Linked DNA regions of Homo sapiens: region 1 is linked to region 2. The links are chromatin contacts, found by Hi-C or POLR2A ChIA-PET in ENCODE. All regions are on one chromosome and are shown on one strand. Each heading gives the region's core, a stretch centred on a gene start or an enhancer-like site at or near the end of the contact. The rest is flanking DNA. Distances are from core to core; before and after follow the strand shown. Region 1 holds the start of DNAJC4 (DnaJ heat shock protein family (Hsp40) member C4). Region 2 holds the start of WDR74 (WD repeat domain 74).

Region 1 (5,038 bases), core at 2,539-5,038, 1.4 Mb after region 2:
TGGGGACGAGGCCATCACTGCCATCTGGGAGACCCGGCTAAAGGCCCAACCCTGGCTCTTCGACGCCCCCAAGTTCCGCCTGCACTCAGCCACCCTGGCGCCTATTGGCTCTCGGGGGCCACAGCTGCTCCTGCGCCTGGGCCTTACTTCCTACCGAGACTTCCTGGGCACCAACTGGTCCAGCTCAGCTGCCTGGCTGCGACAGCAGGGTGCCACCGACTGGGGTGACACGCAGGCCTATCTGGCGGACCCACTGGGGGTGGGCGCTGCACTAGCCACAGCCGATGACTTCCTTGTCTTCCTGCGCCGCTCCCGGCAGGTGGCTGAGGCCCCTGGGCTGGTGGACGTACCTGGTGGGCACCCTGAGCCTCAGGTGAGATTCCAGGCTGGGCACAAAGACCCAGACAGCTCAAGGGAGCTGCAGCTCTCCACCCTCCCAATCCTCCCAGCTTTGGTTTCCTCATTCCTTAAAGGGAAAATTGGCCTGGTATTTCTCTGGAAGTTTGCTCAGGGCAGTCCACCTGCCTCCCCACTGACCCCTGCCCCAGTCCTGTGAGAAACTAGAAAACACGGGAGGAAAGATTGGGCACAGGAAGAAGATGCCCTACTCCACCCCTGCCCCCTGTGTATCTCCTTTGAAGCTGGACCTCTGGTTGTCTGTCAGGGAAAGGACACCAGACTCAGGATCACTAACTCTCTTACACTGTGCCACATCAGACCCTCAAGGCCAGCAGGTATAGGCTTGCTGGTCCTGAGATGGGGCAGGGGGAAGAGGTGGGGAGCAGGGGCTGAGCCTGACCTCTCACAGGCCCTGTGCCCTGGTGGCAGCCCCCAGCACCAGGACCTCGCTGGGCAGCTGGTGGTACATGAACTCTTTTCCAGTGTCCTTCAGGAGATCTGTGATGAGGTGAGTGAGGTTGACCTGGACAGGGTGGTAGACATGAAGGGAGGGGGTAGGACTTGCCAGAATTCTACAGGTCTGGGCTGGCAGGAGGCCTGCAGGCATCTGGCCAGCAATGAGGGAAGAAGTTGGCTTTGCAGCTATACATACTTGGAGTGGAATTCTAGCCCTCAGTACCCTCTGCCTTGGATTCTTCTTCTTTTCTTTTTTCTTTCTTTTTTTTTTTTTAGACAGAGTCTCGCTCTGTTGCCCAGGCTGGAATGCAGTGGCACGATCTCTGCTCACTGCAAGCTCCACCTCCCGGGTTCACGCCATTCTCCTACCTCAGCCTCCTGAGTAGCTGGGACTACAGGCATCCGCCACCATGCCTGGCTAATTTTTTTTGTATTTTTAGTAGAGATGGGGTTTCACCTTGTTAGCCAGGATGGTCTTGATCTCCTGACCTCGTGATCTGCCTGCCTCAGCCTCCAAAAGTGCTGGGATTACAGGTGTGAGCCACTGCACCAGGCCGGATTCTTCTTCTTTTTTTTTTTTTTCTTTTTGAGACAGAGTCTTGCTCTGTTGCCCAGGCTAGTGCAGTGGTGGCATATCGGCTCACTGCAACCTTCGCCTCCTGGGTTCAAGTGATTCTCATGCCTTGCCCCGCCAAGGATTCTTCTTTTCAATGGAAACAATGATAAATATCTTGCCTACTCCCCAAGTCTGTTGAAAAAGGAGTAAGTGGCCGGGCGCCGTGGCTCATGCCTGTAATCCCAGCACTTTGGGAGGCTGAGGTGGGCAGATCACAAGGTCAGGAGATCAAGACCATCCTGGCTAACACGGTGAAACCCTGACTTTACTAAAAATACCAAAAGTTAGCCGGGCGTGGTGGCGGGCACCTGTAGTCCCAGCTACTCAGGAGGCTGAGGCAGGAGAATGGCGTGAACCCGGGAGGCGGAGGTTGCAGTGAGCCGAAATCGCGCCACTGCACTTCAGCCTGGGCGACAAAGCGAGACTCCGTCTCAAAAAAAAGAAAAAGGAGTAAGTGTGGCAGGGTGTGGTGGCTCACACCTGTAATCCCAGCACTTTGGGAGGCCAAGGCCAGCGGATCACCTGAGGTCAGGAGTTCGAGACCAGCCTGGCCAACATGGAGAAACCCCATCTCTACTAAAAATACAAAAAATTAGCCAGGCGTTGTGGCGTGCACCTGTAATCCCAGCTACTCAGGAGGCTGAGGCAGGAGAATCACTTTAACCTGGGAGGCAGAGGTTGCAGTGAGCTGAGATCGTGCCACTGTACTCCAGCCTGGGCGACAGAGCGAGACTCCATCTCAAAAAAAGAAAAAAAGAAAAAGGAGTAAGTGGGAGTCCCAGTCACTAAATTGACTTCTCTTGGGTGACCTTGGGCAACGTGTTCAATCTCTCTGGTTTTGGTGTACCTGTAAAACAAACATGCCCATCATCTGACATTCTGTAATGCTGGGTCCTTGATCTACAAGCTATAAAATGCTGTACACAGGTAACAGGCGGTTTTTCATTGAGACGGGCAGGGATGTGGGCAGTGGCATTGATAGGTGGGACCTCCCCCCACCCCACCCTCCACCGCAGGTGAACCTGCCGCTGCTCACCCTGAGCCAGCCCCTGCTGTTGGGCATCGCCCGAAATGAGACCAGTGCTGGCCGAGCCAGTGCCGAGTTCTATGTCCAGTGAGTAGGCTCGGGTACATGATCCTGGGTCTTGGGAAGGTGGGTGGTGAGGAGTGGGCTGAGGCAGCTGTGGCTCCACAGGTACCCCGCAGGGGCTGGTCACCCACTAAGCCACCCTTGTGTTCTTGTCCAGGTGCAGCCTGACTTCTGAGCAGGTGAGGAAGCACTACCTGAGTGGGGGACCCGAGGCCCACGAGTCTACAGGAATCTTCTTTGTGGAGACACAGGTGCAGAGTGACAAACCATCTTGCTTGGAGGCCAGGGCTGGGGCCTGCAGAGGCCTGGCAATGCATATCTTGTAGGGGAGGTGTTGGCTGGGTCACAATTCCCTCCAGAGTCACAAGATTTGCCCTCAGTGCAAGGGAAAGGTCCAGGGACATGTTCAGCCCCTTAACATGCCTCCCTAAGGACAGTGCAGAGGTCTCTGAGGCTCAGGAATTCTGGGCACAGCCCTGGCAGGAGAAGTGGCAAGCTTGAATGCCTGGGTCTCGTTGTCTCCCCACAGAACGTGCAGAGATTGCTCGAGACGGAGATGTGGGCTGAACTCTGCCCCTCGGCCAAAGGCGCCATCATCCTCTACAACCGGGTTCAGGGAAGTCCCACTGGAGCGGCCCTAGGGTCCCCAGCCCTACTCCCGCCGCTCTGAAAATAATAAACGACTTTATTCTTGGATTCCGTTGGCATCTGCTATTTCTGTAACAGAGAGGAGCAATGGGCCCTGAGTGTGTAAGGCAGGACAAGTGACTTGGGAAAAAAAAAAAAAAAAACCCGCCCAGCCTGTGTCCCCCTCTGCAAGCAGGGGATAAGAACTGTGCCTCCCTTTCTTTGCTGGCTCCAGAGAGGCTCCGGGGCGGAAGCAGCTCCGTAAGATATACCTCGCTGCAGAGGGGAGCAACAGCGGAACGGAGACACGGTGGCCGGGCCGAAAACGTCACAAAGCCGCAGAGAGCGGGCTCTGTCCCGCCCGCTCCCCAGGTGGGCGCCCGCGCCTGTCCAGCGAGTCCGCAGGCTGGGGGACCGGAGGCACCAAAGGCCAATAGACATGTAGGGGCGGGGTCTCCACCGATTTTTTTTTTTTTCCTGACAGGTGGACGTGGTCTTGGCATCCACGCCAATGAGAATGTGAGGGCGGGGCCTGAATAGACGCAGGAAATGGCGACGGCCGCGGGTCTGTGAGCAGCGGGGGCGGGGCCTGGTTGTGGCCCCTCCTTCTCCCGTCCCCAAGTTCCCTGGGTGGGAACGGGGTCTTGGGGTCCCTGGCTGGGTGGCCAGACCCCGAAGCCAGCGCTGGGAAGGGCTGCGGATGCCCGGGTCAGAGGAAGGGGCAGGTCCAAGGACACGCGGGTCTGGTCCTGGGCAAGAACCGCCCCCTCTCCGGGCCTGCTTCAGTCTTCCTTTGCAGAACAACGGGCCAGGCCCCTTCCCTCTGCCCCCGGGTGCTTGAAGTCTAGCCCCATCCTGGTCCAATGCGCTCTTGGTAGCCTCCTTTCCCAGCTGCCCGCCCGCCGCCATGCCGCCCTTACTGCCCCTGCGCCTGTGCCGGCTGTGGCCCCGCAACCCTCCCTCCCGGCTCCTCGGAGCGGCCGCCGGGCAGCGGTGAGTTGGGCGCGGGGGGCCGGCCCGGTTGTTCAATGGGTTTCTGTTTGCCCTACGTGCTGAGTTAGTTGTGGTCTCTACTCCGTGTCAGGAGGCTCCCAGGTTTGTCTCAGGTAACCCTCGCCTTCCCTGCTGAGGATCAGAGATAGAGAAGACCCCCAAGGTCATACACCGATTTAAGCGGCAGAGGAGGAAGTTTGAGTCCAGGTCAAACCCAACGCTCTTACCACAGCTCTAGTGGTTTCCAAGCATCGCTGTATCACTGTGCATAACCCTCTGTGGGGGGTGGGAGATGGGGAGGTGTCGGGTACAAAATCCAGATTCCTGGGCTCTGCTCTGGAGATTCTGAACTGGAGGAATCAATTGGGTGGGGGTCAGGAATCAGTTTCTTTCTCTTTTTCCTTTTTTTTTTTTTTTTTTGAGATGGAGTTTCGCTCGTTGCCCAGGCTGGAGTGCAATGGAGCAATCTCGGCTCACCACAACCTCCGCCTCCCGGGTTCAAGCGATTCTCCTGCCTCAGCCTCCCGAGTAGCTGGGATTACGGGCATGCACCACCACGCCCGGCTAATTTTGTATTTTTAGGAGAGACAGGGTTTCTCCATGTTAGTCAGGCTGGTCTTGAACTCCCGACCTCAGGTGATCCGCCCTCCTCGGCCTCCCAAAATGCTGGATTACAGGCGTGAGCCACCGCGCCTGTCCAGGAATCAGTTTTTTCCAACAAGTTTTTGGACTCCACTTTGAGAAATCCTGACCTGCACTATGCCTGAAACACTCCAAAGGGGGTGCTGATCTGGAGACAGATCTGTCCTGGGACCTGTTTCAGCCCTGTCAGCTCCTGGTGGCTGAGTTGAAGGGTG
Region 2 (6,184 bases), core at 3,349-5,848:
GACCTCAAATGAGACAAACCATAAAGATTCCCCATTCGGGCCCTTCCTGTAAAGCTGAGGAGCTGAGGCCAGAGATGGGAGGCTCAGGCCTGGGTCCCAAAGCAAATCAGAGAGGCTGCATCAGGACCAGAACCCAGTTCTCTTAACACCCAGCCCAATGTCCTCTGACACCTGCACCCTATAATTCCCACAGTGAAGGGGATCCACTCTCCTTTCCTCTCTTCCAGGTGGGAGGAAAACAGGCATAGTTCAGGAAACTCCACCCTAGAATACAGTAGAGGAAGGTCATGGGCTCAGGGACAGGGTTGGAACAGACGGGGAAGCGCTTGCTCCTCTGAACTCAGAATGGTGAGAAGAGCAGTTGTGTCAAACCGTGGGGGCCATTTCTCCAGGAGGCTGCTTTATCCCAGGAGAAGGCAGGTGTGAGGTGACACCTTACCTGGTGGTACCCTGTGCAGGTGACAAGCTTCTGTGATCCTGGGAGAAACTGTATGTCCTGGTCCCAGATGGGAACCCGCAAGTCCAGCCAGTCATTCCGCACCTGGTGGGGTGGGCAGATGGAGGACAGGGCTATGGGGGGCTCGATGTGCCCCTGTTTTCAGCCCTCCTTCGCCCCCTAAGTCCATCTAGTCTCTAATGCATCGTCAGTGGCCTCAGCCTCCCTCGACTTCAGGAACAGCTCCTTCACACTCTTGTCACTCACGTTCTTGGCCCTGAACACAGGTTCCTCAGAGCCCTGCAGGTCCCATATCTTCAAAGCATTCTCTTTCCCACCTGTGGCAACCACATGGGGGTGTGCTGGGTCTTGGCGCATCCTACACACCCCAGGGCCCACTCTCAGTTCCAGGAGCTGTAAAGAATAGGAGATAAGAGTCCGTTCCAGAGTCCTTAATCCTCCCTTCCCCAGCGTGATCATTAGGCACCTACCCCAGCCCACCTCCCCCAACCATCAGGGCAGGGGAGCCTCACTGGGTCAGAGGATGTGTCCTTGTCCTTGTCATGCCAGACTCTGAGAATCCCAGAATCCACACATGTGATGAGGGTGCTGCAGAGAAAGGATAGAGTTGGGATTTTTTAAGTGCTTAAACTCCTTGTTCTAATCTTTCTCTCCTCCTTACTACTACAGTTGACTAATGTTTAAAGAAAAAAAAAAGTATAAAAGTATTCTCTAGGCCCCAAACTCATATCAACCAGATTCCCTACTAACAGTCCAGTTTAGAAGGAAGCCTCTAGGTCACTGGGCTCTAGGCAGGGCTTGACAGCTTCCAGCTTCCTAATCTGTTAATTCAACTTTCTCAACAGGGTGAGGGTTTACCAAGTGAGGAAATAGAAGCGCTGAGAAACTAATTTGCCACTCAGCTATGTTACAACCACAGCTAGAAATCAACTCTGTGATATTCCAGAGTGCTTTTGCTGTTCACAGCTATGTCTAGCATCTGGCTGTACTGGTCTGTCTGAATCTTGAGTTGCTTACTAGGGCTGGTCTGAATTTAGGGCTTGGTCAAAGTCAAACACCAACTTCTTGGGTTCCTTGCTCTGAGTTTCAGGCACTAAATGTCAGTCTCTTGCTTAAAATATCCCTCCCGAGAAGTCCAAGCAAGTCTCTCCCCAGGATCTGCACAGCCTGCGCCTATGTTCTTTCTCACACCTGCCAACCCTCCCTAGCTGGGTTCGGGCTCTGTATCGACTTGCCTGACCTGTGGCAAAAGTCTCCCAGTTGCTGTCTCCAATCCATCCTCCATACTCCTACAGGCTCCCAGTGCTGACTATGGTACTTCCTATTCAAAAACTGATAACTTGGCCAGGCACAGTGGCTCACGCCTATAATCCCAGCACTTTGGGAGGCCAAGGCAGGCAGATCACCTGAGGTCAGGAGTTCCAGACCAGCCTGGCCAACATATAGTGAAATCTTGTCTCTACTAAAAAATACAAAAATTAGCTGGGTGTGGTGGTACATGCCTGTAGTCCTAGCTACTTGGGAAGTTGAGGCAGGAGAATCGCCTGAACCAGGGAGGTGGAGGTTGCAGTGAGCCGAGATCATGCCACTGCACTTCAGCCTCAGTGACAGAGCAAGACTCCGTCTCTCAGAAAAACAAAAACAATAAATGAATAACTCACCAACACCAATAAAAGTGCACATCTCTCAACCTAGCACTTAAAGCCCTTTACATTTAATCCCAACCTAATATAGTGTTCATCTTGTATTAAAATGCTTCCTTGGCCGGGTGCAGTGGTTCACGCCTGTAATCCCAGCATTTTGGGAGGCTGAGGTGGGCGGATTGCCTGAGGTCAGGAGTTCCAGACTAGCCTGGCCAACATAGTGAAACCCTGTCTCTAATAAAAATACAAAAAAAACTTAGCTGGGCGTGGTGGCGGATGCCTGTAATCCCAGCTACTCAGGAGGCTGAGGCAAGAGAATCGCTTGAGCCTGGGAGGCAGAAGTTGCAGTGAGCCGAGACTGTGCCACTGCACTCCAGCCTGGGCAACAGAGTGAGACTCCGTATATAAAAAAAAAACAAAAAACAAAAAAAAAAAAACGCTTCCTTGTTATCAACTTCCAAATCAAATGCTATTTATCCTATTTATGTACCCTGTAGCATGCCTCCAGTCCTTGGCCTCTCCCAGGCAGTACCCTCTTTCTAGAATACCCTTATCCCCTTCTCCACCAGTCAAAATTCTACCCATCCCTCAAGAACCAGTTCAGACATCCAGTCCCCCCCACAGGCTTTCCAGACCTCACCTGTCAGAATTACCACCACCAAACCTATGCAGCCTGCTTCACAGCCCTCTTTCATCATCTTTGGAAGAAAGCAAGGCCAGTCATCCAACCACTTAGCACCTTCCTAATCTTTGCTTTCAGAGCTACATCACCTTGTTGGTGGTTGAGCTCAAGTTGAGCCCAGGAGTTTGAGACTGGCCTGGGCACACAGTGAGACCCCATCTCTATAAAAAACTTAAAAATTTAGCTGGGCAGGGTGACACCTGCCTGTGGTCCCAGGTACTCAGGAGGTTGAGGCGGGAGGATCGTTTGACCCCGGGAGGTTGAGGCTGTAGTGAGCCATGAATGCACCACTGCACTCAAGCCTAGGTGACACAGTGAGGCTCTGTCTCAAAAAATATAAATGAATTAATAATGAATTAATGAATGCATGCTTAAAACTTTTTTTGTTGTTTTTTTTGAGATGGAGTCTTGCTCTGTTTCACAGACTGGAGTGCACTGGTGCGATCTCTGCTCACTGCAACCTCTGCGGGACGGATTCAAGCGATTCTCCAGCCTCGGCCTCCCAAGTAGCTGGGATTACAGGCATGAGCCACCACACCCGGATAATTTTTGTATTTTTTTAGTAGAGAAGGGGTTTTACCGTGCTGGCCAGGCTGGTCTTGAACTCCTGACCTCAAGTGATCCACCTATCTCGGCCTTCCAAAGTGCTGGGATGACAGGCATGAGCCACCACACCCAGCCTTGCTTAAAACTATTAAATGACAAGCAGGCACAGTGGCTCACGCCTGTAATCCCAGCACTTTGGGAGTCCGAGGCAGGTGGATCACCTGAGGTCAGGAGTTCGAGACCAGCCTAGCCAATACGGTGAAACCCCGTCTCTACTAAAGATACAAAAATAGCCGCGCGTGGTGGCAGACGCCTGTAATCCCAGGTACTTGGGAGGCTGAGGCAGGAGTATCGCTTGAACCCGGGAGGCGGAGGTTGCAGTGAGCCGAGATCGCGCCACTGCACTCCAGCCTGGGCAACAAGAGCGAAAACTCCGTCTCCAAAAAAAAAAAAAACAAAAAACAAACACACACACACACAAAACTATTAAATGACTTGCCCATGGTTACTTAGAGGATTATAATGGAGTCAGGTGAAAAACCTTAGAGGATGAGAACTTTTTGAAGGCAGAAATTTTACCGGCAGCCCCTGTACTTCTCCCAGTGCCTGGAATTCAGTAGGTGTTCAATAAATGTGTGTTACAGGTATGAACTACATAAGGCAGAAACCCAGGTCCCTGTCACCCATTCAAAGCCGTGTCACTAAGAGTTTGCCTGTCGCCATCATTCCAGTATCCTCAGGGAGCATCAACGCTCTCCCTTCGGCCCTGAGTTTAGCGAGGGGATTGGTCTTACCCGTCGGCCTGGGCGAGGCCACGGAACATGCCCTCCCCGCCCGGGCAGTGTCTCTGACCCTGGAATATGCCATCCTCGGTGCTGAAGTGCTTCACCGTCCTGTCCGCGCAGCCCACCAGCATCTGCGGCAAAGAAGGGCAAGATGGCGAGGAGAGCGAGGCTGCTGCGCCCCAGGCCCCCAGCTCCGGCCCGACCAGGGGCCACTCACCTGGGTCTCGCCGCCGGTGCCCCAACACAGGGCGCTCACTGCCTCCTCGCGCCGCGGCTGTCCTCCGGCCGTGAAGTTCGCCGCCTGTTTTCGCTGAAGATTTACCCCTGAGAGACGAAGGCGTCAGTCACGCCAGGGGCGCGAGTGCACCCCTGCACTTCCCGACGCCCGAGCCTGCCACCCACCTTTCAAGATCCCAGTCTCGGTGCCGACCCACACATGGTTCCAGCGTGCAGCAGCAGCCGCCATGACAAAGCCTGGAGGCAGACAGTTCACACTTCCGGCGCAGCGTGTGCGTCACCAGCGGGCGTCGAGTCCGATGCAGCGCAGTGTAGTTGCTGGAAGTTTGAAGAGCCGAAACAGTAAAGCTTCCATGCTTGTTTTGCTTTACGAAAATGAAACCAGGAGGTGCTTGTTTATGTAGATCGGAAGAATACATTGATCATTTTGCACTTGGGGGTGAAAAGCACCTTTCCTGGACTGCGTGGCCGGATCAAGCCAGCCCTAGTCTGTCTCCCGGCTCCATTATGTAATATGTGTTCTGGACTGTTAGACAAGAAACAACAAACGATTTAAGAAACGATTTAAGAAACACTTTAGAAACGATTCAAATCATTAATGATGTGTGGGGCTTCGTTCTGGAATATAAGTCACGAAAGAAAGATGGGAAAAGGAAACCGACGATTTTTTTTTTCTTTTGAGAGAACTTCGCCCTTGTTGCCCAGGCTGGAGTGCAATGGCGCGATCTCCTCTCACCTCAACCTCCGCCTCCCGGGTTCAAGCGATTCTTCTGCCTCAGCCTCCCAAGTAGCTGGGATTACAGCTGGTATTACTAAACCACCGCGCCCGGCCTCGTTTACTCTTCAAGAGGCGGACAGCGAGGCGCGGTGGCTCACGCCTGTAATCCCAGCACTTTGGGAGGCCGAGGCGGGCGGATCATGAGGTCAGGAGATCGAGACCATCTTGGCTAACACGGTGAATCCCCGTCTCTACTAAACATACAAAAACAAAACTAGCCGGGCGTGGTGGCGGGCGCCTGTAGTCCCAGCTACTCCGGAGGCTGAGGCAGGAGAATGGCGTGAACCCGGGAGGAGGAGCTTGCAGTGAGCCGAGATTGCGCCACTGCACTCCAGCCTGGGCGTCAGAGACTCCGTCTCAAAAAAAAAAAACAAAAACAACTAAAAGTACTCTGTGCTATGCTACATGAGAAACGCAGAGAAAGTCATCGCTCAGTAGAAATACAGTAATAGCGCATGCGTAAATAGGAGAGGGAAGTCGCTACTTTACCTAGAGATTAACACAGAAAAGCAACAAATTACCAGTTTACAAGTAAACCCTTTATCTAACGCGAAGATTTATTTATTTTTTGAGATGGAATCTTGCTCTGTCTCTCAGGCTAGAGCGCCCGCCACCAGGCCTGATTCACTTTTCTTTTGGTTTTTTAGTGAAGACGGGATTTTTCACACCATGTTAGTCAGGCTGGAATTACCCAATCCGCCCGCCCCAACCTCCCGAAGTGCTAGGATTTCACGCTTGAAACCCCGAGCGCGACCTAGGTTTAACACATCAAACGCGAAACCAGGCCGGGCGCGGTGGCTCACGCCTGTAATCCCACCACTTTGGGAGGCCGAGGCGGGCGGATCACGAGCTCAGGAGATCGAGACCATCCTGGTTAACACGTTGTGAAACCCTGTCTCCACTAAAAATACAAAACAGGCCGGGCGCGGTGGCTCACGCCTGTATTCCCAGCACTTTGGGAGGCTGAAGCGGGCGGATCACAAGGTCAAGAGATGGAGACCACCCTGGCCAACATGGTGAAACCCCGTCTCTATTAAAAGTATAAAAATTCGCTGG

What was found. Hi-C counts contacts between places; a loop is a spot of excess contacts on that map. ChIA-PET counts read pairs that join two places held with the same protein, here RNA polymerase II (POLR2A). Pooled maps may share reads with other maps.
Region 1: a loop to region 2 is called in a pooled map, with 4 times the contacts of the local background. The contact joins the promoter of DNAJC4 here to the promoter of WDR74 in region 2. A Hi-C loop is called at or near these places in 4 of 37 single-sample maps with no recorded cell type and 10 of 50 pooled maps. POLR2A ChIA-PET finds 5 or more read pairs at or near these places in 4 of 52 experiments (BJ, CD4-positive, alpha-beta memory T cell, activated naive CD8-positive, alpha-beta T cell and 1 more).

What each region holds. Positions count from the first base shown.
Region 1 is chr11:64,226,760-64,231,797 of GRCh38, forward strand. DNAJC4 (DnaJ heat shock protein family (Hsp40) member C4) reads left to right here and starts at 3,789. Exons shown (of 6, transcript NM_005528.4): 1 at 3,789-4,181. The coding sequence starts at 4,096. NUDT22 (nudix hydrolase 22) reads left to right here. Exons shown (of 6, transcript NM_032344.4): 2 at 1-373; 3 at 809-907; 4 at 2,488-2,585; 5 at 2,719-2,812; 6 at 3,091-3,257. The coding sequence ends at 3,231. It overlaps LOC124902687 (a long non-coding RNA gene), which reads right to left and starts at 4,611. Exons shown (of 2, transcript XR_007062713.1): 1 at 4,409-4,611; 2 at 2,387-3,278. RefSeq lists enhancers at 1-175, 176-693 and a silencer at 4,130-4,189.
Region 2 is chr11:62,834,992-62,841,175 of GRCh38, forward strand. WDR74 (WD repeat domain 74) reads right to left here and starts at 4,599. Exons shown (of 11, transcript NM_001369450.1): 1 at 4,516-4,599; 2 at 4,331-4,437; 3 at 4,123-4,244; 4 at 970-1,045; 5 at 704-850; 6 at 440-541. The coding sequence starts at 4,579. RefSeq lists enhancers at 4,023-4,152, 4,263-4,382, 4,443-4,782, 4,853-4,992, 5,623-5,792 and 1 more and a silencer at 5,923-5,972.